Linked DNA regions of Homo sapiens: all the other regions are linked to region 3. A link is an interaction called in ENCODE POLR2A ChIA-PET data of the cell type or tissue named here. Cell type or tissue: CD4-positive, alpha-beta T cell. All regions are shown on one strand. Region 1 holds the start of LINC01891 (long intergenic non-protein coding RNA 1891). Region 2 overlaps LINC01891 (long intergenic non-protein coding RNA 1891). Region 3 overlaps LOC105373933 (a long non-coding RNA gene). Region 4 has its middle 9.5 kb from the start of LINC01891. Region 5 has its middle 16 kb from the start of LINC01891. Region 6 has its middle 13 kb from the start of ARL4C.

Region 1 (4,000 bases), 160 kb before region 3:
GCATATATCGAGATAGCTATTCAGAGAAGCTGCAGACACAGAAATAGCTCTAAAAAGCTGTCCTTTTGTAAAAGAAATTTACATCTATCTACATCAGTAAACCAAATGGCAGATGCAAGCCGAAGCTTTCTCTGAGGCCTTCTTATCAGCCTAAAGACAGGTCTAGGAAAGATCATATTAGCAACCCAGACAGAGTCCAGAGATTGAAAGAGAGTGTCCCCTTTTTTTTTCAGGGCTGCCACCTGAGAGACAACCTGCCTAACAAGACAACCTTTCATTTACAATATATTAAATATTTCCTCTCCTCACCTTCCATAACCTGTTGCCAACTGCCCCCTGCCAGAAGCCCCAAGCCCCCATTTCTTTCTGTAGCTTAAAATGCTACCTAAGCTTCAACCACCTGGCCCTTCTTTGAGTCTCATATTTTGTGGAACCCCTTTGCTTTATGCATGTAATAAATTTGTGTGCCTTTTCTCCTGTTAATCTGTCTACTGTAATGTTTATTTCAGAGACTCAAATCATCACACCTTCAGAGAGTGGAAGGAGAGTTCCCTTGACCCCTATACCAGCAGTCCTTGGCATTTCTTGGCTTGCAGCTGTATTGCTCCCCTCTCTGCCTCTGTCATCACATGGCTTTCTGTTCCATATTTCTGTGTTTCTGCGTTTCTATGTGTGTCTTCACATGGCCTCCTTAGAAGGACACCAGTCATTTAGATGGGGATCCACCCCAATCCAGTATGACCTCATCTTTGCTTGATTACATCTGCAAAGACCCTGTGTGCAAAGGCCAATTTCGAGGTCCCAGGTGGACATAAATTTTGAAGGAACATTATTCAACCTCGTAAAATGTTCGACACTCTCATAAGTGGGAGTTGAACAATGAGAACACATGAACACAGAGAGGGGAACATCACACCCCGGGGCCTGTCGGGGGGTGGGGGGCAAAGGGTGGGAGAGCATTAGGACAAATACCTAATGCATGTGGGGCTTAAAACCTAGATGACAGGTTGATAGGCACAGCAAACCACAATGGCACATGTATACCTATGTAACAAACCTGCACATTCTGCACAGGTATCCTAGAACCTAAAGTAAAATTTTTTTAAAAAAAAGTTCAACATTTCACTGTTTTTTTCTTTTTGTTTTGTTTTTTTTTAATAAGAGCTTTTATGGAACCAAAAAACCAAAGGAGGATGTCATTATAAATTAAGAATAGAGGGATCTCTCCTTGTGGTGCTGCACGAGAGCGGAGTATGAGTCTGCGGTTGAGGAAGTCATGGCAGGACAAGCATTTAGAAAGTTTCTTCTACTCTTTGACAGAGTATTTGTTGAAAGGATTGCCACCACAACTGTAACCAAAGGAGGCATTATGCTTCCAGAAAAATCTCAAGGAAAAGTATTGCAAGCAAAAGGAGTAGCTGTTGGATCAGGTTCTAAAGGAAAGGGTGGAGAGATTCAACCAGTTAGCATGAGAGTTGGAGATAAATTTCTTCTCCTAGAATATGGAGGCACCAGAGTAGTTCTAGATGACAAGGATTATTTCTTATTTAGAGACGGTGACATTCTGACTGGGCACTGTGGCTCACGCCTGTCATCCCAGCACTTTGGGAGGCCAAGGTGGGCGGATCACCTGAAGTCAAGAGTTTGAGCCCAGCCTGGCCAACATGGTGAAACCCCATCTTTACTAAAAATACAAAAATTAGCCGGGCGTGGTGGTGTGTGCCTATAACCCCACTACCCGGGAGGCTGAGACAGGAGAATGGCTTGAACCCAGGAGACGGAGGTTACAGTGAGCCAAGATCATGCCATTGCACTCCAGCCTGGGCGACAGAGTGAGACTCTTTCTCAAAATAATAAATACATAAAAAAGAGATGGTGCATTCTTGGGAAGTATGTAGACTGAAATAAGTTACTATTGAAATGACATCAACTTGAAGCTGCCCATTCCACTGAAGTTCTGAAATCTTTCATCATGTAAATAATTTCCAGATCTGTCTTTTTTAATAAACTAATGATAACTAATGACAAAAAGTAGAGAGCGTAGCTAAATCTATTCAGTCCATCCTCAATTCAAACTATCCCTCGTGCTTCTAGTTGTTCCTTTTGTCAATCTGTCCTGTTTTCATTACGTGTTGTTCTTCCTTACATTTTCTATTTCTTCTTTGAAATCGCTTTCATAACTTCAAACATACTTATTTTTTAATCTTTTAAGATAATTTTGTTACCTCAATATCTTGAATTGCTACAGGGGTATTATCAACCCAGGGCCAATTCATATGTTACAAGCTTAACTTAGAGTTTCCTGCCCCACGCAAGTAATTTAAATTCAGACTTTTTTTTTTTTTTCTTTTCTGAGACCTGGGTAGCAGCACGTCGATGGGTTGGTTTTGTTTCCTCTTCATTGAAGGTGGTGAGTTTCAAAGATATCAGCTTTATATAAAGCTCTCCGTTCCAACCCTACCCCAAACTTCCTCTCCTGTCTTCATGTGGATGCTAACTTAAAACTCTTATTTCTGGGTCAGATAACTCCCTGCTCTCAGCCCTGATGACTACACCTTTGACACACACTATATTGGTATGGCTTTTAATTTTCTCTTTGTTTCTAGCATTTGAGAATCTCTGTCTTTGTTAATTCAACTATGTATTTTTAAATAAACTTCATATTTTAGCTAACACTTGTAGATATTTGTAGCTGGGGAAAACTAACTTTAGTTGATTCTACTGAGTAGACAGGACTGGAAATCCATTCTCTGGGGTTTGTTAAAACCAAAGTAACTGGCTCTCCTGGATGCTAGCTCACTGTCCAAGTTGAATTTAGTGTCAATCATCCAGAAAATGTCCCGTTTTTCATGTGCGAAGTCTGCTTATAGTTAATAGACCAGCTTAGGTTCTTCATTTAGTTCAGTGAACTCTTCAAAATGTGGTTTCAATATTGAAATAAATGCATATCATTCTAATTTTACTCTTTTCTCTCTCTGCTAGGAAACTGGAGGGAGTAAATCCTACAGACAATAGACAAATGTTTGAAATACTTAGAACATGGTTTGTTTTTCTTTTTGTTTTTGTTCTGAAATGGAGTATTGCTCTGTTGCCCAGGCTGGAGTGCAGTGGTACGATCTTGGGTCGCCACAACCTCCACCTCCCAGGTTTCAGCAATTCTCCTGCCTCAGCCTCCCGAGTAGCTGGGACTACAGACACGTGCCACCATGCCTGGCTAATTTTTTGTATTTTTAGTAGAGACAGAGTTTCACTGTGTTGGCCAAGACAGTCTTGATCTTTTGACCTCATGATCTTCCCATCTTGGCCTCCCAAAGTGCTGGGATTACAGGCATGAGCCACTGTGCCCGGCCAGTTGTTTTAATTCTAGGTTCTGGATACATGGGAAGTGGAGGAAATGCTGGACAAGAAGGCACAGTTAGATGGTAGACCCACCTCTGTCAATAACCAGGCCCAGTTTTAACTCATTGTTTTTCAATTGTAAAATAAGAGTGTTGGACAAAATACCTTATAGGCTCCTTCTAGCTCTTAGGTGATTTATAAAGGTTTGGGGTGAGGGTAAACTGGGCGGTTAAAGTCTGTGTAATCTGAAAGCCATGCAGGGGCTCTGACGGGCTTACCCCTGTCCCTGCAGCCAAGTCCTGACGTGCTACTTTCCCAGGGCTTGGTTCTTGCCTGTTTCTCTTGAGGCTGCCTTGGCATTCACCCACGCTCTTGGTTGTTATTTTTTACTCTCTGCCCCTGTGAAAATACACCTGCTCTCGTGGCTTCACTGGCCACTTTCTCAATCCTGGCTGTCTTCTTTATGTTCTTGTTCCCTGTATCCTATGGGTCTGTTTCTTTCTGACTACTCACCATGAGGGCAAGAGATTCCAAATATCTACAAAATTCCTCACATTCCTGAAGAAACCCTCCCAGTCTTTCCCTAGTGTCCTGTCTCTGAGGATACCACCTTGCTTGGTGAGAACTTTCATAGATCTAGCCTCTTCATTTACCAACTCCT
Region 2 (4,000 bases), 150 kb before region 3:
TTGTTCATCATTTTGTGAAATGTGAAAACTAACATGATAAACAATGATTCATTTTAATGGACTGAAAAATAACTTGCATAGACACTGGAGGCCAAGAAAAGAAAAAAAAAAAAAGAAAGAAAAGAAAAAGCATTATCCTTTTATCCATTTAAAGAAAAAAAAGCAAAATACATCCTATTATCAGCTCTCAATAGATGAACAGGCACTAAGCAGAAGCTTCGGGAAGGCTGCTGTTTCAGAAAAACTTAACAGGTTTTTGAAAAGAAGAATTCCAACCCCCTGAACTCCCACCCTCTTGTGCACACAACTGGAAGAATGGCACACCCAGATCTGATGGTGATAACTTTTATTTGCAAAGAGATGGGTTAGGAACGGCCAGCGGTTGGGGGCAGATTGGAGATGGGAGGAGAGCTCATCAAAGGGCTTCAGTTAGTTGTAGGTAAACAGGCCTTGTCCCCTGACACTGTTCTTTTCCTTGCAACCCATCAAAAGATGTATCTGAATGGTGACTGGACCCAGGGGTGCTGGGGCGAGGGTGTCAGGAAGCCGCTTTCAGGAATCAGCCATCCTACTGCTCTTCCTGTAAGGATTTCTGTTGCTCTTTAAATCAGTAAGTGGAGACTAGGGCATTCTAATGTTGCAAACATTAAACAGTCAAGCTACCACTTAAATTTTCTGCTGCAAAAGAAATTTCAACCACTGACTAGTTAAGGGGAAGGATCTCCCCTACCCTATAATTCCCATGGCTAAAACGCTTGACATTTCTTATTTCAGACTGGAAGATTCTGTAGGCTGTCCGATTTAGGTAAATGGCGCTGTCTTTGGCTTTCGTTATGATGCTCAGAAGTGAGAGCTGCTGCAGTTTGACCCCCTCTCCCTGGCTGTGGGCTTTGCTGTGACACAAGGTAAAGTGAGGAGTCAGTGCTGCCCTGGGACCCAGCCCAAGCATATGGCTACACTGTGGCTTAGTGTCCGGGGGCTGCTTTAACAAATGACCGCAAACTGGGTGTCTTCAAACAACAGAAGCTCTTCTCCTGGAGTTCTGAAGGCCAGAAGTCCAAAATCAAGGTGTGGGCAGGCTAGGTTCCTTCCAAAAGCTCTGGGAGAATGTTCCGGCTCTCTCCTGGCTTCTGGCAGTGCCAGGATTCCTTGGCTGTCTTTGGTTCCTAGATGCTGCACTCCAGTCTCTGTCTCCGTGGTCACATGGTATCCTCTCCGTGCCTCCCTGCGGCTTCATGTGGTCTTCTTATAAGGACACCAGTCACTGGATTTAGGACCCACCCTAAATCCAGGAGGACTTCATCTATGAGAATGGCATACACAAAGAGCCTATTTCCAAATAAGTTCACATTCTGAGGTTCTGGGTGGACAGGTATTTGTTAGGACACTATTTAGCCTAGTCCATCCTCATTCTTCTACTCCAAGATGAAATTTTCCTAAACTTCTAATAGCTATTTTTATCACTGCAGATTTTATTACCTTGACAAAAAAAAAACAAAAAAAACTCCGCTAAACTTTTCACTGCTTTTGAAAAGCATTGCCTGTGGCTCAGGGAGAAAGCTAGAAGAACATGAAGCAAGCAGCTGCATGACACGTCCACGGGACAGGCCTGGGCATGGAGCGAGGGCTCCAGAGACAGGAGGGAAGGGAGAGCTGACCTCGCCTGCCTTCGGTGGAAGGAGGAGGTGGGAGGCACACAGGGAGTGCCCGGGAGCCAGGTAGGCCTGGACTTGGATCCTGGGGGGTGTGAGGAGACCGAGGCAACCAGAAGGCGTCTCAGAGACAAGACCAAGGGCAAACTACGTGGAAGCTCTCAAGGCCATGTGCCGCCAGGAGCGTCACCTTCCCAGGAGCGTCACTAGACTCTGCTCTGCAGGGCTTTGGTTTAGTGCAGGGGCAGAGGGCTGGGTGGAGACAGGAAGCTTCAGAGCCACTCCACACCCACAAGGCCAGCCTCACTTCCTCACTCCTGACCCGTAGCTTGAGGCTGCCGGATCATCAGCCCTTCTGGGCCAGCAGTGTGTCTTGCTCTGCCTTTGCAGCTGCGTAAAGAGCGTGAGAAGCCACAGTAAATGGTAACTTAAACAGAAAGAGGAAGTCCCGGAAGATGGGCATGCTCTTTAAAGGAACATGAAGGAAGAGCCCACATAACCCCTGACAAAGACTCTCTCCTTGACCAAACTTTAGTCAGACTCCTCCAAGCCCTCAACCTTGGTCCCTGTCCTTGCTGGGCCTGCAAAGCTCAGTTTCAACAGGGATCCTGCTGTCAGTTTATTGAGAACCCTTGATCCTCGATATCAGATCACCCTGGCCTACCTTCAACAAGAATCCTTGTTGAAACCTGGATCAGTTTAGCAAGAAGCCCGACCCTGAAATCATCTTCATCTGGTGAAACCCCTCAACCTGCTGTAAATATCCCCTTGTTCTTTTTTTTTCTTAATTTTAATTTTATAATTTTTTTGGTAAGGAGTCTCACTCTGTGACTAGGCTGGAGTGCAATGGTCCAATCTTGGCTCACTGCAACTTCCACTTCTTAGGTTCAAGTGATTCTTCTGCCTCAGCCTCCCTAGTAGCTGGGACTACTACAAGCACCTGCCACCACCCCTGGCTAATTTTGTATTTTTGGTAGAGACGGTGTTTTGCCATGTTGGCCAGGCTGGTCTTGAACTCCTGACCTCAAGTGATCCGCCCGCCTCAGCCTCCCAAAGTGCTGGGATTACAGGTTTCAGCCACCATGTCTGGTGCCTTGTTCTTGTATTGGGAGTTGAGCCTGATCTCTCTGCCCTGTTGTGACACTGTGGACACCAATTGCAATTGTCCTGAATAAAGTCTTACCATTTTAGAAAGTATCGACCGGGCGCGGTGGCTCATGCCTGTAATCCCAGCACTCTGGAAGGCCAAGGTGGGCGGATCACCTGAGGTCAGAAGTTCAAGACCAGCCTGGCCATGGTGAAACCCCATCTCTACTAAAAATACAAAAAATTAGCCGGGCGTGGTGGTGCGCACCTGTAATCTCAGCTACTTGGGAGGCTGAGGAGGCAGGAGAATTGCTTGAACCTGGGAGGTGGAGGTTGCAGTGAGCCAGGATCATGCCATTGCACTCCAGCCTGGGCAACAAGGGCAAAACTCCGTCTTGAAAAAATAAAAAATAAAAAATAAAAGTATCAGAATAATTTTTTGTTTTACACCCTCCCCAGCCCCACCCCCTGTCAGGGAACATTTAAGTACAGAACTTAGAACTCCATACTAGACAAGCCTTCTCTTCCGTATAGAGAACTTCTGTCCTTGGCCACACTCTGGTGAGGTCTGTAAGTCCTGCCCCCGTTCCCGGACCCGCAGCCTTCTGTGGAAAGCCCCCACTCGTAGGTCGCCACAGCAGAAGCAATGGAGGAAGGAAGCCTGGCTGGCTGGTTCAGCACGTGGTCGACTGAGGTCTCATTTCCTTTTCATTTTCTTTCCAGTGCTCCTTTCAAAATCATATCTCTCTCCTTTAGAACACAACTTCTTTTTTTAACCCTAAGTCTAACGTGGAAAGAATTTGTTTAGTTTGCAGTGGTGCTGTGGCATGAACCTTCTGTGGGGTGATTCACATACCCCGGGCTGCTGACTTGCATGGGGCAGGGACAGGGAATGTTAGCTGGGGGAGCTTGCTTGCATGTTTTCATCGTAATGAGATGTAATAAAAAGGCAATATATCAGAATGTAAACTCTCAATATCAGTCTTTAATTCAGCAGTTTTTTTCTATAATAAAGTATATCCATGTTTGTTAACAGGAGGAGGTGGAAAAACATAAAGCACGTGCAAGTAAATGTTTAAATTACAGGTGAAACCACCTAGAGAAGCACTGCCCTAACATGCTTAAGGATGCTTGAGAAAGCCCTGAGCCTACAAAAAGGCGTAAGACCGTGGCAAGAATGAAGGAGTCAAGCAATGTGAAAAGCTCCTGAAGCCCAAGGTTCTCTTCCCCAGTTTTGAGTCATCTTAATATAGAGGACTGGG
Region 3 (4,000 bases):
GCAACTCTGTCTCAAAAAAAAAAAAAAGGAAATGACAATTTAGTCAACCTTCCTAAGACTCAAAGAAAAACAAAGGTGAAGAAAATATACCAAATTTTGCCTCTTCAACTAGTAATTAATGCTAGCTATTATGAAGATGTGGTAGGAAAGCCATACATTTTCATATCTAATGATTTGGGAAAATAAAATTTTACAATCCATTTGAAAATCCATTTGGCAGCTTGTGTCAAATGCTTAAAACATTTTAATATACTTTAAGTGGAAACAACCACAAAAGTTTAAATTGTATATGTAATCAACGTAGAGTAAATAAAAGTACTGGGAAAAGGGAAGAAAATATTAATATGCCCAAACCTTGCAATATTACACGCTGGATATTTGGTGTTTTCTTTTCCATATTTTTTTTCTAATTTTTAAATTTTTTACAATGACTTTTATTTTCAGCAAAAAAAAAAAAAAAAGATTAATAACACAAAGTGCTAAGTGGATTCCACGCACCACTCCAAAGAAATCACTGTTGCTACATTGTCACAGCATCACAGGCATTAAGATACAATGCTGAAACAAACAAACATATCACTTTGTTCATAATAGAATGACAGCACATTAATCCAATCAATAGATAGTTATTTGGTGATCTCCATGCAATCTCCCACTAAATGGAATTTTCTATATTTTATTCAACAGAAGAGGTCATGTTTAGACTTAAAGGTTAATGAGTAGGGCTTCTTCAGGCAGAAAGGCAAGAGGAGCCCTCCCAACCCAGCCCCCAACTCATCCCCTGGCACAGGAGGACCATGCACCTGGACAGGAAGCCTGGGCCAGCTGTGTGGGCAGAGAAGAAGGTGGATGAATGAGGAGGTACACAGGAAGGTAGGGGATGGATGACTAAGAGCCACAGAGGAGCTCAGAACTGCCCCCTGTGGAAGTCGGGGGCGTGAGTGATAGAAACTCGGGAAGGATTTTGACCCTAAACCTGACATAATTAGCAGTGTCTGTTGAGGAAGGATCAGCAATGCAGAGAATAAACTGAGGGGTGGGGAAAGACTGTACAGAGGGCGACTCCTCTGGAAGATGATGAAATTCTAAACAAGGGCAATTATAGTTGAGACAAAACCAATAATGGATTAGAATTTCAGCTCCCCAGAGGGCTTTCTGGGGGGGCCATTCCTGTTTTCCCCTAAAGAAAATAGTGGGCCAATAGTAGTATATAAATATTTGTTGAATGAATGAATCAGGAAAAAGATACACTATATTTCTTTCTTTCTTTTTTTTTTTAAAGACAGTTTTAGCTCTTGTTGCTCAGGCTGGAGTTCGGTGGTATGATCTCAGCTAACTGCAACCTCTGCCTCTCGGGTTCAAGTGATTCTCCTGCCTCAGCCTCCTGAGTAACTGGGATTACAGGCACCCACCACCATGCCTGGCTAATTTTTTTTGTATTTTTAGTAGAGATGAGGTTTCACCCTGTTGATCAGGCTGATCTTGAACTCCTGATCTCAGGTGATCCACCTGCCTCGGCCTCCCAAAGTGCTGGAATTACAGGCATGATACACTATATTTCTTATAATGTAATGCTGGAAGGGCCTGATGAGTTCCTGAATGTAAAAGGTAGTGATGGAGGATTTCAGAAAGGCCACAAACAATAATTCCTCAAAACAATGACATCTCAATCAGTAAATTCATCCAGTGTTGCCTCATACATTTCTTTAAATATTACTGCATTGCAGTGATTCTGGTTATAACTCTACAGGCCATCAAAATATTTTCAAAGGCCACTGTTTTTCTTGTAAATGTGAACATACGCATTGTATAGAATAAACTCCTTGCTAGGATTAATAAAAAAGCTTTTTTTTTTTCCTGTTTGGTTTTCTTGTAATTTTAGTTTTTTTTTTTTAATACAGAAGTGTTACATTTTTATCCAAACATGACAAAGTATCTCTTTGATATCTGATACTTCCTCAAAACTGAACCATTGTTTCAATGTCAATTTCCTCATGCAAAGTGTTATCACTGGGGGAAACTGGGTGAAGAGTACACAGAATATAATATTTCTTACAACTGCAGGTGAATCTACAAGATCTCAAAATAAAAAGCTATTTTAAAAGCCTGAATGATTCACCTTCCTCACTGATGATCTTTCACACTGTTATGTCAAAAGGAAATCTTGGATTTACATACAGCCCCTGGAGATGGTTCATTGTCTTGTCATTTCTTTTTCATTGAGCCCAGAGGAGAAGATTGTTGCTATGCTGTTGTCATTGCAGCTTTTCTTTTTTTCAGTTGCATTTCCAAAGTAAATATCTCTCTTATTTGCAGCCTCTAAATTGCAAGATTGTCGCCATGGTTATTCTTGCTGCTCCTCTGAGCTTTATCACTTCCTCTCCGGATGCGGTTTGTTCTGCTTGTAGGTTTGCCTTCGCCTCAAAGGAGCGAAAAATGAATCATTTCAGAGTGCTCTGTGCACCAACATAGTGCGATGTTGTCTACCTTTATATGATTCAGTCGAAACGACATGGAAAAGTTCCTGGTTTAATTGATATGGTCCTCTGATTGTTGTTGACAACTACAGATACACTGTCCTAGCCATGTGGATGGCAAAAGCAGCCCCATATATGTCATCTGGGGTGGCGTTCAGGTGGTGAAGATGGGAATTGGTTGTGCAGACAAAAGTTTTGCCTGAGTCTCTTCCTGTCCTTTGCTCTCCTCTTGTTGATTCTGCGAGGATGTCTCTGGTCTTGAGGCATCCTGTGGCTCATATGGTCACCTGTGGCCCTCCAGACTTTATCACCACCAGGCTCATTCCAGAGGCCAAAATGCCAGTGGTTAGAGGGTGTCTGCATCTGACCTGCAGGAGGTGAGATACTCTTGGCTGGGTGTGTCTGGTTGCACGAACACCCTATAGTCCATTGCCCTGTTTATGTGTTTTCTGTCACTGTTGCAGCCACATCCTTCCTGGGAACTGTAGCACAGCCTCCCAGCTGACGCCCCTGAGTGCCCTTTGGCCCTTCTCCAATCCATTCTCCACAGGCAGCTGGAGCAATCACTTTAAAATGCACAATTGATTACATCACACCCTTGCTTACTGCCTTTAGTGACTCCCACATACCTAAAAATAAATCGAACTATGGCACGTGCTCCCCTGTCCCCTCCACCACACATGCCTGCCAGCTAATGGTCCCATCTCTGCAGGACACCCTCCAGCTGTGTGCATCAGGCACATGCAGGCCAGGGCCCCTTCAGAACAACTGTGCAGCAGCCATAGGCGCAGCATGGAGCCCAGGGATTCAGAAATGGGGAGGAGTTGAGCTTGGTGTCCTTGCCAGTGTCCTATGAGTTTAGGAGTGTGATATTATGAGATAAATATTTGGCCTTTGAATCCATTTCCTGACATACACCTCCTAAAATCCTTAGAATCTCCAAAGTGATGTACTTTTGAATGCTGATGAGTTGGCTGATGGCTGGCAGCCCCTAGGTAGCTTCAGGGTGAGGCTGGTCATTGGAAAGACCAAGGCAGGATTAGAGGGTTGAGATTTTCAGCCCCACCCTGAACTCCAGGGAGGGGAGAAAAGCTGAAGGTTAAGTTGACCATCAATGGCCAATCCTGCCTATGTCACAAAGCTTCCATGAAAACCCAAAAGGACACAGTTCTAAGAATTTCTAGGTAGCTGAACCCATGGAGGTTCCCGGAGAGAGTCACACTCAGGGAGAGCATGGAAGCTCCGCACCCCTTCCCCTATACCTCGCCTATCCATCTCTTCATCTGTATCCTTTGTAACATCCTTTATGGTAAACCTAAGGGTTTCCCCGAGTTCTGCGAGCCACCCTAGCAAATTAATAAAGAGGGGGTCTTTATCAATTTATAGCTGGTTGTCAGAAGTTCCCGAGGCCTGTACTAGTGAGTGATGTCTGAAGGTCAGGGGTGGTCTTGGGGGACTAAGCCCCCAACCCCTGGGATCTGACGCTGTCTCCAGGTAGAGAGTGTCAGAACTTAACTGGAGGA
Region 4 (4,000 bases), 170 kb before region 3:
GTCCTCAGGGATCCCTCTCTCAGGCTCTCAAGCAGCCTCAACTTGCTAACAGAAGCCCCCCAACCCTCCCCACCATTCCCACCCTGGCATGTCCCCCGACATCGTGTACCCCTCTCTCTCAGCGCCTTCCCAGCTTCCTCTTATTGTTACTTGTAGGATTGTTTGGCTGCCATCTGTCTCTCAGAGCAGGCTTGGAAGGGCCACGTGAGCGAGGATGGTGTCTGCTGTGTCACTCAGTGTCCTAGCTTCTCACACTGTGCCTGACTCCCCAGGGATGGGAGGCATGAATGAATGAGTTTTGTCAGGTCACAAGTGAGGAAACAGAGCAGGAGAGGACGAGGTCACTCATCGTGGGCCACACAGCCAGGGAGTCGATAGAATAATAACCATGGCATGCCTTGGGTGCCGAGTGTGTGCCAGGTACTGTGCTAATTAATGAGCTTGTATTGTCCCAGTTGATCCTCACAATGACCTCAGTGTAGGTACATAGTATCATTATCCTCCTATGTTTACAGCTGAGGAAACCGAGGCTCAGAGAATGTGGCAGTTGCTAGCCGTGCCCCATCCACATCTACTTGGCTTGCCCAGAGCCGCCTGCTGACTGGGGACAGTTTCCTGTGTCACTTTTTGCCTCAGGATGTCCTCCGGCCCTGGGAGCAGACTCAACCCACACCAGGGCAGGACAGGGTTCCAGGAGCAGCTCTCAGTCATTGAGCGGGACTGGGGGGCGGGGGGTTGAGGAATACAGGGCATTTGTGCCCTGCAGCAGGACAATTCTAAGGGTCCCTAGAAGGCCTGAGCCCCACTGCCCACAGTGGCCACCTACTCATAGCTTATTCCTTTTTAGCTTCCTGCCCTGACGAATGTCCCCACACCCTCACAGTGCTTCCTGGAATTACTTCCAAAATAAATGCCTTGTGCCCCAAACCCTGGGAATCCAAACTAACACAGTGACTTTCCCAAGGGCACACACCAGCAAGTGCCGAGGCCAGGTCCAGATGCAAACACCTTCTTCACCTTCCAGGCAAACTGGCACCTGCAACCTGGCTCCAGCACTGCTGGGCAGTGAGTGAGATACATCCCTGGATAAGTAGGTCACCACTGGTCTGCAGAAAAATAGCCCCCTAGAGGGGTTCCTGTCACAGGCCCTAAAATCTCTGTGTGTGTTACATTACATGGAAAGGGAAATTGATGCTGTGGATAAAATTAAAGCTACTAATTGACTTTAAAACAGAGAGATTATTCTGAATTGTCCAAATGGGCCCAATGTTTAAGGATCCTACAAGGATTAGAGGGCAGCAGAACTGGAGAGGGAGAGAGGGCTCTGGAAGGAAGGCAGGGGAAGGCACCATCGCTGGCTTTGAAGGTGGAAGAGGGGCCCCGAGTCAAAATAGATGGGTGGTTCCTAGAAGCTGGAAAAGATAAGGAAACAGCTTCTCCCCTGCATTCTTCAGAAAGAACACAGGCCTGCTGACACCTCAATTCTAGCTCAGCGACACCTGCGTTGGACTTTTAATAGATTCGGGTTGTTTAAGCCACTGATGTGATGGTTTGTTACAGCAGCCAAAGAAAACTCATGCAGCCACTTCAAGAAGTTAGCACCTCATCTCCGACTGTGTTTCAGGGACGTGGCTGATTCACTTTTATGATTGTGACTTATATGTCAATTATACCGCAGAAGATCTTGGAGCTGTTTGTGCAGACTGGGTGGATTAATTTTGTTCTGAAAACGTACACCTTGCGCTTTTAAGCATTTTCAAGCCAGGCTCTTAGAATGCTTTGCAGACACCAGCAGAAGAGAGCTGCGCGTGATGACCTGAGGGCTGCATTTGCCTGGGTCTGGTTTGATGAGCCTGGTGTATCGCTTCCATCCGTTCTGCTCATAGAAACCACAGAGATATCACTGCTGTGATATCATCAGTTCTCAACTGCACGGTGGAAATGCACGTGAATAATAAGCCTCCCGTGCCGCAGAACGGCTCCCACCTGCGCCTTTGGCAAACATTCGGAGCACAGTAAACAATGACGAGAAGGGGAAAGAGAAAGCAAGTGATTACTCATCAAGGAGCAGATTTTTAATAATACTTTAGGAGAATTTTTCCTAGAAGACAGTGGCTAATGTGAACACGTATTTGCCTAGACCATTTGGGGACCTGATAAGTGATACTTTTGAGTAGTAAACTTAAAAAATTCAACCGAAATGGAGAATGCCTTACCCAACACAAGGAAGCCTAAGGGAGTTAGAAATGAGTGCAGACAGGTTGAGCCCAAGCATATCTTCTCAGGGAAACACCGAGGTGGCATAAGTAGGCCCGTGGTTCCAAGAGGCTGAGAAAAGCCAGTGTCATAATGAATTGATGTCCCTCCCTCAGCTCCTTCCAGGAGCAAGGGGAAGTCAGACATTGTCAGAGGGAAGCCTCGTATGTGATGGGGTCAGGGAGAGTCTGAAGAAAGGACTGCCCGGACTATCTCATTGGAAAGCAATTCCTTAGGAACAGATTTCACTCAATGAAATACAATTTTAGGCCAGGCGCGGTGGCTCAGGCCTGTAATCCCAGCAGTTTGGGAGACCAAAGCGGGCGGACCACGAGGTCAGGAGTTCGAGAAACTCCTCGAGCGGTGGGGAAGTTGAGGAATACAGGGAATCTGTGCCCTGCAGCAGGACAATTCTGAGGGTCCCTATCAGGCCTGAAACCCCGTCACTACTAAAAATACAAAAATTAGCTGGGCTTGGTGGTACACACCGGTAGTCCCAGCTACTCGGGAGGCTGAGGCAGGAGAATCACTTGAACCCAGGAGGCAGAGGTTGCAGTGAGCCGAGATCATGCCACTGCACTCCAGCCCAGGCAACAGAGCGAGATTCAGTCTCAAAAAAAAAAAAAAAAAGAAAAAAGAAAAGAAACACAATTTTAAAGATCTGCCACCATGTTCCAAGCACTGTACTTGGTATTTGGAGTAGAAGGATGTACCAGGAACAGGCTCCAATGCCCTGAGAGCCTGGAGGCTGCTGTGGGCAGAAAAACAAATCAATTCCAAAACCTTGTAATGTGTGCAGCCTCTGAAAATGGACAGAGGTATGAAAGGAGCTCAGAGTATGGCATTGTTCGATTTGGGCACCCTGTAAAGCCCTCAGGAGGAGGTGTCATTGGAACTGCTGGCCAGAGGAAACACCAGCCCACGGCCACATCTGGCTGGCATCACCATCTCTCCTCTTCCCATGCATCCGTTCCTTTGATGGTGTTATTCACTGTGTGTCTTTCTGCTAGCCTGTGTCTCTTTTTCACCTTGAGCAATGCAGCTGCCTTTCATCTTCTCCAGGTCATTGGGCTAGAGTTCAGGGTTATCAGATGACCTGTAAATAAAAGTTTACTGCCCCACCTTGAGCAACCAGAGTGATGTCTGCAGAGCATTCTTAAGTTGGAAGATTGCGTAGGCCCAGGGAATGCTCTCCAGGGCACACCAGAAGGACCAGTTGGAAATGGCAACTATTGAACCCTGGGCAGTGGGGTAGGGGGGCAGTAGTGGAAGCCTGGAAGGCTGTCCAGGGGAAAGCTGCTGACTGAAGTGGGAGAAACATGCTCCTATGATCTGTGGAAAGAGTTCACTCATAAGGACGGATGCAGCCACAGGGGCTGTAGCCAAGTCTTGCTGTGAGGCCACACCCATCTGGCTAAGATTTCACCTACTGTGGCCCTAAGAGGATCACAGCCCAAAGTGGTAAGGTTGAGTGAAAGTGTGAATGTTGCAATCATCAGAACTTTGGAGATGAGGTGGGGACGTGGGTTTGTCGGCCAACGGCATATCCATGAAGATGACTGGTTGAGTTTGGGGGCCGACTTGCTCCAGAGTGTGCAATGTGCTGCCTGGAGAAGCCGGCTGGTAGCCAGGCTGGGCCCTACCTGGGGAAGCAATTGGGGTCAAGAATGTGACCCTCTTCCCTGAAGGCTCAGGAACTCTGTCGTTTTAGGGACAAGAACTGATCAAGACTATAATGCCGATG
Region 5 (4,000 bases), 150 kb before region 3:
GGCATAGGGAGAGGGTGGTGTCGAGGATAAATGTGGGCCTGTGACTTACACTCTGGAAAGACAGCAGTGCCATTGCTGAGATAGTATGCATGGGTGGATGCCATGATTCTACAGGTTGTCACGTCACAACCACTTTCGCTCAGAAATAAGCCGGGCAGTGCTGCAGGCTTAAGGGTGTTGGAATTTGTCTGGTTGGTCAACTAAGCAACGGGCTGCCCACCAGCATCAGTAAAGACAAGCACCATCTATAACCTTGGGCAGTCCTACCAGCCCTAGTGTGTCATGTGGTCACCCAGGCTCCCTGCCGACTATGGCCACCGTTCCCTGGCCACCTCCTCACATAGGAAACACATGTTGGTCTCATGAGAATTGTATCCCCAAGCACCATTTCCTCTTGGGCTCATGTGGCCTGCACACCCATCCCTCCTGTCCATGCTGATGGTGGGAAGACGCTAGCGAGGATAATCCCATAGCAAGAATCTGAGAGAGCCCAGGTGGGCACAGAGGGACAGTGACAGAGCCTCCGAAAAGGAGGAGAACAGGGGAAAGGGAATTATTTTTGCAGGCAAGGGAACAACAGCACAGATTTTGACCTACTCAATTACACTCCAGAGTGTGCACTTGCTTCCTGCCCAGCCACATTCTCCTGGTAGACACCTGATCCCCCTGTGACTTCGCTGCTGAAAACTTTTCTTTCAGATCCCCTTTGGCCATTGTCTGGGTGCTCCCAAGAGTCTTCCCTTCAATCCTACTGGGGGTCCCCAGCACCCTGGGCCAGGCCTCTCCCCATATTACCAAAAAGGGTTCAAACTGTTCCCATGAAGCCAACTCTTCATATGGATGGGATGGGATCCCTCGTTACTGAAGAATCACCAAGTCAAGTGAAGCATGAGCTGTTCCCCTTGACCTTGTCTTCTAATTGATCATCGGTTTTTCTTATCAGTTTGTGAGATCTCCTTGTACAATAGGCATATGAATATTTTTGTCTGACATGTGCTGAAAATATTTTTCCAATTTATCACTTTTCATTTGATTAGGTGTATGGTATCTTTCCCTAGGTTATATATATATATATATATATATGATAGATACAAATGACAAATACATGAATATAATTGCACATACACAGTGATTTCCTGTCAAGAGTAATATAGTCTCCCCATGTATAGTTTTCCTTGTCTCTAATTTTATTAAATTGTGTTTACATTTAGATCTTGGATTATTCAAAACATCGCACTATTTCTTCAATCACTCCCAAAGACAATTTATAAAAAACTTAACAGAATCTGATATTTCTAAAATAAATCACTCCAGACCAGTATCTTTTCTCTCCACCCCTCACCGAGACGGAGTTTTGCTCTTGTTGCCCAGGCTAGAGTACAATGGCACGATCTTGGCTCACCGCAACCTCCACCTCCCGGATTCAGGCGATTCTCCTGTCTCAGCCTCCTGAGCAGCTGGGACTACAGGCGCCCGCCACCCCACCCAGCTAATTTTTGCATTTTTAGTAGAGGCGGGGTTTCACCATTTTGGTCAAGCTGGTCTTGAACTCCTGACCTCAGGTGATCCACCCGCCTTGACCTCCCAAAGTGCTGGGATTACAGGCATGAGCCACCACGCCTGCCCTCCAGACCAGTATCTTATGTGAAAATATTTTATTGTATTCTAAGAAAACAAGATTGAGAGCAGAATTGAAATTCTACCCCGCCTGCCCCCGCCCCCCGCAGGCTGACTTCTCCAGCACAGCCCCTCACCTCCATTTCCTCTCCTACCAAAAACATTAGTCTTTCTTCTATCCCTAGACCAGCCCTGGGTGGAAAGACTTATTCGGATCTAAATTTTGAGCTTCCTGTTTCTTGCGGAGTTGATTTACGTTTCACTTTTCTGTTCTAAAAGCATTATCTATTCATTGTAGAAAACAAAAGTGTTATAAATAGTAAAGCCTCCACAAGCGGACATTGTTGGAGGTCTCAGCATCTGACTCTCGCCTCCATCTCCAGAGCCATGTCTTTCCCCGTAGCTGCTATCCAGGGATGGGCCCCCAGCCCGCCGAGAGCCAGGAGACCAACGGTAGCCTTACCTGTGGGGAGAGGCAGCCCACTATCCTTCCAGTCCCTGAAAGCTACTGAAGGGAACTCTGCTGCTCTGGCGGTGGGGGGTAGGCAGCCTTCAGCAGAGGAGGCAGGGCAGCACCCAAGGCCCTGGAGGGGGAACCCAGAGATGCCCTTCAGGACATGTTGTCCCAGACCTGAGTGTCTGATCTGCTAATGCTGTTATGCAGAAGGTTGGGATGAAACGCCCCACTTGCCCCACTCACTGGAGCCACATAAACCACCTGAGCTGGAGCGGGTGTCTTAGTCGGGCCTGCCAGGTGGCTGGAGGATGTGGGAGAGGAGGCCTGCTTCTCGTCCAATTCTCCTCTTCTTTGTCCAGAAATAGGCACACAATGAGGAAGGCGTCTGATTCCAGATGGCAATTGTCCCAGAAAAGCAGGTGCCCTGCACCAGTGTGGACATGCATGCGCATTAATCTAGCCATTTCCATTCAGGGTGCCCACGCCTTACTTCAGAAGGGGGCTCAGTTCATGAAAGGTGGAAGGAACCCAGGAGCGGGAGAAAAGAGTGCTGATGAAAATGGTCTTTGTTCTAAAGAAAATCCCCAAGGGAAGCATCGTTTGGTCGCTTGGTTTTGAATGGATGGAGCACAAAGCAAAGCCTCAGATGTGGTCAGTTGGGAAGGGAAGCACTCAAGCTGAGACAAGCCACTGCAAGAAAGCAAGTGGAGGGGCAGGTTTTCTTCTGCCCTCTCTTCTTCAACCCAAGAAGAGCTACCACATATTCACTGAGTACCACCCTGTGCAGGGAGCAAGGGCTGGGTGGTGGGAGCCTGCAGCCAAAGGACACGGGCATCCTAGGGACAGAGAAAACAGTGCCAACCAGGGATCCCTGTCTACAGCGTGGGAGATGAGGAGCAGAGCTGCTTATGGTCCTGAAAGAAATGGGTCTGAAGCAGAAGAAGAACACTTCTTAGGGTGGCCACTGCAGCCCGTTTGAGGGTCTTTCCCAGCCTGTGAATGCAGACAGATCAGGAGAATTTATAGGAACCAAATACGGGGGACACCACTCTCCCCTGCTCTCTCTTCCACCAAGAGAAGCAGTGCCATGGTGCCTGTGGTTATGCATGCTTGAAGGTCCTCACTTGGTCTGCTTCTTGCACTCTCTGCTGGTGGTGTTCCCTCGGGTACCATGAGCAGGGGCACCCACAGGGAGAAGAGGCCAGGGTGAGGCTCAGAGCCAAGGCTGATGCCTATGAAGGGAGGCAGCTGAGTTGGAGGCCACAGCGTGGATGGTCCCTGTCACTGGGGAGGGACAGCATGTGGAGCTTTCAGCTTCTCCCAGGGTGGGTGGTATCACTCAAGGAGGAACCAACAAACCCCACTCTTTCCCTTTCCCTCTCTCTTGACTTCCCTCCATCTTTCTTACCTTTCTTCCCCCCGCAAACCTTTATTGAGCACCTACTATATACCAGGGGTGATTCTAGGAGCCGGGGAAAAAGCAGTAAACAAAACAAATGCTTGTCTTTGTGGTACTTATACTCAGATGGAGGACAGGTCAAAGAAATACTTTGATGTTAGAGTTCAAGACAGTGCACTGCTTGACAAAGAAAGAAGCAAGTCAAGGAGAGAGAGGGCAGGTGGAACCCGCCACAAAGTGGCCTCTGTGTGGAGGGATGTGGAGCGACTGCACCGTCCCACTCGGTGTCCGTGTGGGGTCTGGGGCTCAGGACAGCCAGCACAGGGACTCCAGGGCTCCCCCATACACTGTGTGGTGCCTAAGGGTTCCAGTGGGGCAGCCCAAGTGTGTGCACTGACCTGGGCCAACATGCAGGGCCCTGTTATGCAAGGGAGAAGGAGCAGGGACTCGGGGGGAGCGGCGCCACAGGCATTCTGGTGTGGTTTCTCCAGACCCGCCTGCCTGGGAGGAACCTGATTCTGCAGCTC
Region 6 (4,000 bases), 190 kb before region 3:
TAGCCTCACTACAGAAATACAGAAACAGGCTTGGAGGTGCTGGGTGCCTTGCCAGGGTCACAGTGCTACTATGCAGAGTGAGGATTTGAACCCAGGCAGTCTGACCTCAGAGCCTGTGCACCTGCCATGAGGCAGCTCTACACAGCCCTGAGCTGGAAACTTGCACATGGCAGGTACCCCAGGATATCTGTCTCATGAATGGACTCCTAATTGGTGCAGCATCCACCACCATTGCAGCTGAGAAGGACCGCACAGGGATCTCTGAACCAGCGCCTTTCAAATCTGATGGGCATACTTACTGCCTGCCTGGGGATTCCGTTGCATCGCGCATCCTGACTTGGTGGGGCTGGGGTATGTCATGAGATTCTGCTTTTCTAGTAAGTTCCCAGTGAGGCTGATGCTGCTGTTCCCTGAATGCAAGCATCAGAGCATTCATTCATTTGTTGGGACCTTGGCTTTGTATCATGCCAGCACCCCAGAAAATTTCGTGCCTCAGCCATGTTTCTCTGGTCCCTTTAAAGCAGTGGCTGTCAACCATGGGTGATTTTGTCCTCCAGGTGCAATGGCAATGTCCTGAGACATGCTTGGGTGTCACCATTAAGGGGAGGGGGCTACAGGCATCAGGTGGGTAGAGGCCAGGATGCCACTGAACATCTTACCATGCCTGGGACAGCTCCCCAGACAATGATCTGGCCCAGAATGTCAATAGCACTGAGGTTGAGGAAGCCTGCAAGAGGTCCTTGCACTGGCAGTTCCCTCTCCCTAGGACACTTGTCCCCCAAGGGACTGCCTGGCTCCATCCTTCCTTTCCTTCAGGTCTTTGCTCCAACATCCCCTTCTGGGTCCAGCCTTGCCCAGCCTCATTTTAAATTGTAACTCCCATCCCTCACTGTCTCTCCCCTCCCTGCATCATTTTTCTCCATGGCACATAATTCCACTGACATAATACGCATTTTCCTCAATGATTTGTTCATTGTCTGTCTCTCCTATGTGTTAGTTTCCACTGCTCCTGAAAAAAATGGCCACAAACTTAGTGGCCCCAAATAACACAAATGCATTCTTTTACAGTTCTAGGGATCAGAAGGCCTCAAATCCAGGTGTCAGCAGAGGTTGCTCCTTCTGCAGCCCCAGGGGAGAGTCTGTTCCTCGCCTTCTCCAGCTTCTAGAGGCTGCCCATGTTCCTTGACTCATGGCCTCCCTTTTATTAGGTTGGTGCAAAAGTAATTGCCGTTACTAATGGTAAAAAATGCAATTATTTTTGCACCAACCTAATATCTTCAAAGCCAGCCGCACAGCACCTTCAAATCTCTCTCTGACTCTGGTCTTTCTCTTATAAGAACCCTTATGAAGACACCGGGCCCACCCAAATAATCCAGGACAAACTCCCCACCTCAAGGTCCTCAGCTTAATCACATCCACAGCGTTCTTTATGCCGTGTGGGGTAACATATTCACAGGTTTCAGCAATTAGGACATGAGCATTTGGGGGACCATTATTCTGCCCACCACACCCTCCTAGAATGAAAGCACCACGGAGGCAGAGAGTTTTATCCAACGTGTTGATTTCTAAATCCCCAGAGCCTAGCACAGGGCCTGATACTTAGGAATACCTAAATACCATTTAGTGTTTATTGGATGATGAATAACCCTTGGTTTTCAGAAGAAATAATCAGGAAACTGGAAGCAACAGAAGACACCCTCCCCATTGAAAATATGGCTCACCTGTAAGAGTCAAACTGTAATGTCGATTTGTCACGGATGAGTATCGGTATATAAGAAGGAAACTTAAAGAGACAGCCTACTGTCCTGGCCAGAGTTAGATCTGGACAAAGCAGTTAGTGGATCCACATAAGGATGGTGTCCACCCACAGGGCCCAGGCCAGCCAACAAGGCGTGGAAAACAGGAGACCCCAAGAGACGCTGGCAGCAGAGACCTCACTCTTTCAACAGCCAGTGTGGCCACTGATGGCTGCCATGGTTTTCCTACGTGGGGTGGAGAGCCTGGACAGCAGACACAAATAAATGCCCCCTTGGCAGGTACAACTCTAACGGCAAATTAACCCGTTTACATTTTGGTTTGTGAGTTGGTGTGTTAGTTTCCCAGGGCTGCCATGGCAACACACCACAAACAGAGGGGCTTTGGCAACAGAACTGTGTTGTCATCTAGTTGTGGAGGCTGAAAGCCTGAGACCGAGGTGTCAGCAGGGTTGGTTCCTTCTGAGGCCACCAGGGTGTGTGTTCCAGGCTTCTCCCCCAGCTTCTGGTGGTTTGCTGGCAATCTTTGGTTTTCCTGTTTGCGGCAGCATCACCCCAACCCTCACATGACATTCTCCCTGTGTGCAGGTCTCTGTGTCCAAATTTCACCTTTTTGTGAGGACATGATCATGTTGGAATAGGGCTCACCTAGTGACCCCATCTAAACTTGATCATCTGCAAATACTCTATTTCCAAATAAGGTCTCATTCACGGTACGAGGAGTTAAGACTTCAATATCTTTTGCAGGGGATGCCATTCAACCATAACTCATGATTTCTGTGAATTGAGACGTCGTGAATCTGAATCTCCAAGTTTAATTAGCTTCAAGACACCAGGAAACCACAAACTATGGGGAAGTCCTCACAGAAGGCACTGGGGACAGCTGCCTATTCACTGATTACACCTGGCCCTGTACCCACTTCCCATTCAGCCTCCTACGTTCACAGGGAGCTCTTATCTTGTTAATATTACATAAGTTTTATAGCTGAGTTTCAGGGTAAAAATCCGTGCTAAAATGCTATATTGGCTGGGAGCGGTGGCTCATGCCTATAATCCCAGCACTTTGGGAGGCCGAGGCAGGTGGATCACCAGAGGTCAAGAGTTTGAGACCAGCCTGGCCAACATGGCAAAACCCTGTCTCTAATAAAAATACAAAAATTAGCCAGACATGGTGGTGCATGCCTGTAATCCCAGCTACCCGGAAGACTGAGGCAGGAGAATCACTTGAACCTGGGAGGTGGAGGTTGCAGTGAGCCAAGATCGCGCCATTACACTCCAGCCTGGGTGACAGAGTGAGACTCTGTCTGAAAAAAAAAAAAAAAAAAAAAAAAAAAAAAAAAAAACTATCTTGAGATGTAACATATTGGCATAAATATTTGAATGCAGAAAAATAAGCCTGCTATGCCAGGAGTGAGGTAAGTCAAATCCCACAGTGAGGAGACAACTCAGAGATATGCATGTCACCATGCTTAGATGGATTTTTACTTAGAATGAGAAATGTGGTATGAATTAACAAAAATGCCAAAAGAGACAGTGTAACCTCAGAGCAGGTGGCAGTTTTGGAATCAGGCCTGTGTACATTCAAACTGTAGCTCAGGTTCATAACTACCATGTGACCCTGGGTAATTTTCTTAACTTTTCAGAGTCCACATCCATAGAAGATGCTAAATAAATGAACAATATTTTCATTCAATTCCTGTCACTTATTAGCTGTGTGACCCTGAGTAAATTGTCACACACTCACTCAGCCTGTTTCCCTATATTTAAATTGGTGCATAAGACCTACCTCACAGAGCTGCAAGTACTAAGAATAACCTATCATGAGACACAGATGCTCCTGAAGGAACCGTGTATGTGACATTTGTGACAGCCCCTAAACCTTGGTGGGATGTTAATTCTTCAACAAGATTGGAGAATCTGCTCCAAAATAAGTGCAAATAAGATTCTACTATTTTATATGGAAATACTAAAACTGAGACATGGAGATCACTTCTCTTGTTAGTAATGTTAGTGAATATAACTTTTTTTTTTTTGAAATGGAGTTTCGCTCTTGTTGCCCAGGCTGGAGTGCACTGGCGCGATCTTGGCTCACTGCAACCTCCACCTCCAGAGTTCAAGTGATTCTCCTGCCTCAGCCTCCCAAGTAATTGGGGTTACAGGCATGCGCCACCACACCCTGCTAATTTTGTATTCTTAGTAGAGACAGAGTTTCTCCATGTTGTCAGGCTGGTCTCAAACTCCCTACC

What was found. Peaks named below come from ENCODE experiments on the same cell type or tissue, not always from the same donor. Only the 100,000 strongest peaks of a DNase experiment are listed, where the experiment ranks them.
Region 1: POLR2A ChIA-PET joins it to region 3 with 10 read pairs; 9 of 35 experiments call an interaction of 5 or more read pairs at or near these places.
Region 2: POLR2A ChIA-PET joins it to region 3 with 23 read pairs; 9 of 35 experiments call an interaction of 5 or more read pairs at or near these places.
Region 4: POLR2A ChIA-PET joins it to region 3 with 35 read pairs; 9 of 35 experiments call an interaction of 5 or more read pairs at or near these places.
Region 5: POLR2A ChIA-PET joins it to region 3 with 14 read pairs; 14 of 35 experiments call an interaction of 5 or more read pairs at or near these places.
Region 6: POLR2A ChIA-PET joins it to region 3 with 32 read pairs; 19 of 35 experiments call an interaction of 5 or more read pairs at or near these places.

Annotation. Positions count from the first base shown.
Region 1 is chr2:234,453,060-234,457,059 of GRCh38, reverse strand. It overlaps LINC01891 (long intergenic non-protein coding RNA 1891), which reads left to right and starts at 2,465. Exons shown (of 3, transcript NR_146988.1): 1 at 2,465-2,575. It also overlaps the pseudogene HSPE1P9. In CD4-positive, alpha-beta T cell, no CTCF peak of the experiment used is centred here; DNase peaks (open chromatin) are centred at 2,419 and 3,639; H3K4me3 peaks cover 1,953 bases; H3K27ac peaks cover 2,672 bases.
Region 2 is chr2:234,444,560-234,448,559 of GRCh38, reverse strand. It overlaps LINC01891 (long intergenic non-protein coding RNA 1891), which reads left to right. Exons shown (of 3, transcript NR_146988.1): 3 at 3,825-3,970. Among named protein-coding and RNA genes, the nearest start is that of LINC01891, 8.0 kb to the left of the region's middle. RefSeq lists an enhancer at 2,134-2,183. In CD4-positive, alpha-beta T cell, no CTCF peak of the experiment used is centred here; DNase peaks (open chromatin) are centred at 1,939 and 3,349; H3K4me3 peaks cover 438 bases; H3K27ac peaks cover 2,961 bases.
Region 3 is chr2:234,291,048-234,295,047 of GRCh38, reverse strand. The region is part of intron 2 of LOC105373933 (a long non-coding RNA gene); the gene reads left to right. Among named protein-coding and RNA genes, the nearest start is that of LINC01891, 160 kb to the left of the region's middle. In CD4-positive, alpha-beta T cell, no CTCF peak of the experiment used is centred here; DNase peaks (open chromatin) are centred at 867, 2,387 and 3,007; H3K4me3 peaks cover 1,071 bases; H3K27ac peaks cover 3,960 bases.
Region 4 is chr2:234,462,098-234,466,097 of GRCh38, reverse strand. No RefSeq gene overlaps it. Among named protein-coding and RNA genes, the nearest start is that of LINC01891, 9.5 kb to the right of the region's middle. In CD4-positive, alpha-beta T cell, no CTCF peak of the experiment used is centred here; DNase peaks (open chromatin) are centred at 1,897 and 3,656; H3K4me3 peaks cover 1,228 bases; H3K27ac peaks cover 3,782 bases.
Region 5 is chr2:234,436,596-234,440,595 of GRCh38, reverse strand. No RefSeq gene overlaps it. Among named protein-coding and RNA genes, the nearest start is that of LINC01891, 16 kb to the left of the region's middle. In CD4-positive, alpha-beta T cell, no CTCF peak of the experiment used is centred here; no DNase peak of the experiment used is centred here; H3K4me3 peaks cover 328 bases; H3K27ac peaks cover 1,328 bases.
Region 6 is chr2:234,482,299-234,486,298 of GRCh38, reverse strand. No RefSeq gene overlaps it. Among named protein-coding and RNA genes, the nearest start is that of ARL4C, 13 kb to the left of the region's middle. In CD4-positive, alpha-beta T cell, a CTCF peak has its summit at 2,239; DNase peaks (open chromatin) are centred at 2,198 and 2,618; H3K4me3 peaks cover 828 bases; H3K27ac peaks cover 2,300 bases.